Regions from separate parts of the Mus musculus genome. Here region 2 is linked to region 1. A link is a loop called in an ENCODE intact Hi-C map of the cell type or tissue named here. Cell type or tissue: gastrocnemius. All regions are shown on one strand.

The links. Hi-C counts contacts between places; a loop is a spot of excess contacts. Peaks named below come from ENCODE experiments on the same cell type or tissue, not always from the same donor. Only the 100,000 strongest peaks of a DNase experiment are listed, where the experiment ranks them.
Region 2: a loop joins it to region 1, with 2.2 times the contacts of the local background. A loop is called at or near these places in 15 of 42 quality-filtered maps.

The regions. Positions count from the first base shown.
Region 1 is chr6:115,270,823-115,273,322 of GRCm38, reverse strand. All of the region lies in intron 10 of Syn2 (synapsin II), which reads right to left. Among named protein-coding and RNA genes, the nearest start is that of Timp4, 20 kb to the right of the region's middle. In gastrocnemius, no CTCF peak of the experiment used is centred here; a DNase peak (open chromatin) is centred at 1,268; H3K27ac peaks cover 2,500 bases.
Region 2 is chr6:115,048,168-115,050,667 of GRCm38, reverse strand. No RefSeq gene overlaps it. Among named protein-coding and RNA genes, the nearest start is that of Tamm41, 12 kb to the right of the region's middle. In gastrocnemius, a CTCF peak has its summit at 1,438; a DNase peak (open chromatin) is centred at 1,435.

The DNA of each region.
Region 1 (2,500 bases):
AGTCGGCCTCCCGTTTCCCTCTCAGTGCCCTCTGCCCTCAGGAGAAGGCCCCAAGCCCTATTCCCACCTCAGTGCCATCTCTTCCCTGCTCCCCACTGCCCCCGTGTCTGAGGCTGGCCATGTCTCTCCTCCCTGCCCCGCACTGCCCCTGTGGCTGAGGCTGGCCATGTCTCTCCTGCTCCCTAGGGCCACTTTTTAGCTCAAATACCCTTGAAGTAGAAGTGTTCTCTTCCCAGTGCTCAGCCATTCAATGATGACATGACTCTAACTGTATAGAAGTTTATACAGTACCAGGCCTGGCCTTTGCATTATCCTTAGTACCCCACAGCAGGGAAGCCCATCTTACCTGTCAGCCACCTTCAACAACAAAACATCCCTTTCTTCCAAGACTCTAACTGGTTCCAGAAGACCTGCTCTGAGTTCTGACACTGAGATACACACTTAAGCATTAAGCCAGTTGGTGGCCACCTACGCCACTCATGCATCAGGGTCCCTCTAAACTAGCTTCCTAATCCTCCCCACTCATCTCTCCAATCTTTGTTCCCTATGGCCACTGTTCCCCTCTTAAAACTTCTCCCTAGACATGCCACTTAATTCTCCTGAAATTTCCCGAGTGTTTACTGTGTCCCACGTAAATGGGCCTTTATGTGACCTGTCCTTTACACCTCACAATGCTGTATGTAGTAGAAGATGTTATACCAAGATTCCCAGTTGCTCCAGCACAGTGGAACTAACCTTTCTAGCCTTCAGTTCCCCACATGTCCTAAAAGAATGCATGCCTTCTGGTCCCAACCTTATTGATAGTCTCTTTCCGAGGTCATGTGAAGCATCTAGACTGGTGCTTGCCAGTGCTCTCCCTCAGGCCTCACAGGAGGCACCCACCATGCAGGCTGACCCTGGCTCTCCTCAGTCACAGAAATACACACGTGAGACATTCAAGGATAAAATGAGCCCCAAAGTGCCCTTCCCAAGGCTTTGGGGAGAGAGGCCAGAGCCTGGGAATGTGCCTTGGCTACCCTTGATGGCGCCTGAAGAGTTTCTCCTGTCCCTGGTTCCACTGAGGCTGGGGATGGAAGACTTCTCAGGGGCTGAGGAAGCCAGGAGGAGAGTCCCCTAGGACTGTCCCTTGCCAGGCTGAGACACTCTGGCTCCTCCCACAAGCCTGCTGTCTGCTAGGGGCTGAGGGCTTATTCCCTGTGGGGTTTGGCTACCACGGGATCTGTCTCCAGTCACCAAGAGCCTCCTGGGATGCTGAATTCCACAGAAGTCTGGCCACTCTGGCGTCACTGCCAAAATTTGGCATATAGCCAGCCCAAGGCAGGACCTCGTGGTCAGCCTGAGCAGCAGAGTTTCTCTCAGGAAGCTGGTTGACTCAAACAGGTAAGAATGTTTAGTCCAGCTCCCGTGGCCAGCTGCACACACACAGGGAGGAGGAAAAGAGCCTTTTAACTGCCTACAAAACAAAGCCCCGTGAAACCGAGCTTATGGAAAGACTGCAAGTGGCTGTCAGTCTGATACCACTGCCTAAACTAATGTGGCTGAAGGTGCATTTGTGTCTTAATGGGGGAGGGGAGCCCTCCCTTCTTGCTTGGTCAAGCCTCCTTAGAAAGCAGTCACCACGCTGGGCACCTCTTTGGAGGGGTCCATTGGTAGGGTCTGTGAAGAGATAGGGGTTGAGAGACTGGAAACACTTTCTTTATGAGATTTGACAAGTTACATCTCTGCATCTTGGCTTCCCCAAATGGTCAGACTACAAGGATTAAACGATGATGTGACCCTGGCAGCACCAGAGTTAGTGTCAATCATGTCAGTGGTAGCCTAGGTAACACTGACTGTCCCACTGTGAGAACTCTTCAACTAGCACCTAGAAAAACTCTGGCCAGAGATACTATATAGGGGATGCAAGTTGTCACAGGCAGATGAGTTCTGCTGGCTCCTTCGTCTCTAGGCTTCCACTAATTCTTTGTGCATTTGAGTTCTTTGGATGACAGAGGTAAGAGATAGCAGTGCAGTCTTGAGGCAAGAAAAGCCCCAGGGCTGCTGGGCCTGAACAGAGATATCCCGAAGGCATAGGGTTTGAGGGACTCCTCGGTGAGGAGAGCAAGCTGCCGCCCATAGAGGTTTGGTAGGCTAATTAATATCCTGCTCTGCTGGGTCTGTGGGGCTTTAGCAATCAAAGGGGCTGGGGGGCAGAAGAGATGAATGTCCCATGAAGCAGCTGGTGAAGTGACAGGTCAAGCATCTGGCTATCAATGGAGGAGAGCAAGTTTCCTCATACGGCACCACGAGTGCCCAGGTTTCCCTTTCTTTCCTTCCCCCTCACAGGCATACCAAAAAGCCCCGGTGCATGGTATTACACAGACCCTTCTGAGCTGGGGGTCAGATGGTCCAGCTCTTCTTAGCAGCCAGGTGACTCTGGATAGGTCATCTTCATTGTCTTTCCTGATATGTCAACACATAAAGAATTACAACCTCCATATCTCACATAAGAGTTTTGAGG
Region 2 (2,500 bases), 220 kb after region 1:
ACTTATGAGAACTGTCAATGCAGAATTCTATATGCAGCAAAACAAAACAAAAATTTTAAATCCCCAGAAATGAAGGCGTTGAGACAGTCTCAGAACAGAACTCATGGCCAGCAGGTCTGGTCTAAAGGAAGTTCTTTGAGCATCTTCTTCCAATAGTAAAAGAAGACAACGACGGAAAGGAATTTAGGATTTAAATAGAAGAGAAACCACAATAAACATATGTGGGAGAGGGAAAAATGTAACAGAATAACAATATTTATTCATAACAAGAATTTTCAGTATCTCAACTTAATAACAAAATAATAATAATAACAATAATAATAATAATAATAATAATAATAATAAACGGAGGTAGCCTGTAGCCTGTCCTTGAAATCACTCAAATGATGAGGGACAGCAGAACAAAAAAAAGGGATGTCCACTTTCCCCATTCCCACTGATGCGGAGGTCAGTGGACACATTGAAACAAGAAAATAAAGGGCTAGAGATGGTTCAGCAGTTAAGAGCACTGCCTGTTTGTTCTTCCTGAGGTATTGAGTTCAATTCCCAACAACCACATGGTGGCTCAGAACCATCTGTAATGGGATCCGGCGCCCTCATCTGATGTGTCCGAAGACAGCAACAGTTTATTCATATACATAAAATAAATAAATCTTAAAAAAGAAAATAAATAAAGATGTTGAATGAAAGAAATTATATTGCTCATAGGTGCAGACAACATGGGTTTCTATGAAGAAACTGAAAGGAATCTCCAAGAACTTATGGAAGTAATAAATAAGTTCAACAGGGTTATAGGTTCTAAGACAAGTATACAAAAATAAAAAAAAATTAAATTGGAGTAAAAAGTCAAAAATGTGTGCTACTTACTAGAGCTCAAAAATCTCTCGGGTATTAATTGAACATACCACGTGTAGAATCTATTAGCTGACGAATACAAATGAGAAGTCCTGCGTCATCTCCAGCAGGTAGAAAGCTGGGGTGCCACAGCTTCCATTCGTACAAGAAAAGGTTAGGCAGCTTGAAAAACACTGCTTTCCCTGAACTGAGGCAAAGAGCTCCTGCTCCCTGAGATCAGGACACACAAACAAATCCAGAGACGCGCACACAAGAGCTACTTCCCTGAAATAGAAGATTCTGGAATCGGGGGACTGTTACCATCATGCTAAACAGTAACTTTGATAAACTGCTGAAGAGCTTGGACTCACACGTGAGTGAGGGACCCCGGGGGACACAGTCTCAGAGTCGGTTAGTTCCGTGAAACTCACCAGACATAGTTGTGAGCCTAAAACATTCTTGTCCTGGTTTGAGAAGAGGAAAAGGGAATCAACCACCGTGGAAGAGATCAGAACATCTTCTGCTTTGAAGTACCACACCCCAGGGTCTTTCAGAGTCCAGGTCCACCTGCAAAAAGGGCATTTCCCTGACTCTGGCGCCCCCTAGCTTTCCTGCATCAAGCCTTGTCCTAGGGTCTAAGAGGCTGGGATTTGACCATTTAATCCCCTCCCTGTATTTCCTGGCTTGCCAGCAGTGCCCAAGGGCAGTAAACAGATGATAGTCACAAAGGCCGGAAAGACAGACTCAGTCTGACAGGGAATAGCTGGGAATGACCAAAGACAGAGAAAGGACTTTAGAGGCATGAGAAGCTGCAGTACAAGCCACCTTAGCAAACATTTAAAAGCCTACCCGTCCAGGTCAGCATGGAAACCACACGCTAAAGAACTACATACTTAGCACATGGAAGACATACTTAGCACATGGAAGACATACTTGGCACATGGAAGACATACGCAGGTGGATCTCTGTGAGTTCAAGGCCAGTCTGGTCTACACAGTGAGTTCAAGCAGCTAAGGCTATGTGGTGATACTCCACCTTATGAAAGAAAGAAAGAAAGAAAGGAAAGAAAGAAAGAAAGAAAGAAAGAAAGAAAGAAAGAAAGAAAGAAAGAAAGAAAGGAAAGAAAGAAAGAAAGAAAGAAAGAAAGAAAGAAAGAAAGAAAGAGGAAAAGAGGGAAAGGGAAAGGAAGGAAGGAAGGAAAGGAAGGAAGGAAGGAAGGAAGGAAGGAAGGAAGGAAGGAAGGAAGGAAGGAAGGAAAAGACATACTTCAGCTTCCATTTTCTGATACTCTTGTGCCACTTTCAGCAAAATATTACAAGGTTTGCTAAAAAGCAAGAGGAAGTATCAGTCTATGGGCTGGGGGCAGGCATGGCTCTGTGAGTGAAGCATCACTGCCTGAGCAAAGACCTCAATTTAAATCCCCCAAACCCAGGAGAAGCTAAGGTCTGGTGGTGTGCCCATATTCCCAGGGCTCCTGTGGTGAGATGGGGCGTAGAGAGAGGGGAATCCCTGGAAGTTTTGCCAGCTATTTGGTGTATGCAGTGACCAAGAAGAGAGCCTGGCTTAAACAAAGTCAAAGGCACACACATAGATACCTGAGCTGTATTCCTATGCCGTGGCATATTCACTCTCTCTCTCTCTCTCTCTCTCTCTCTCTCTCTCTCTC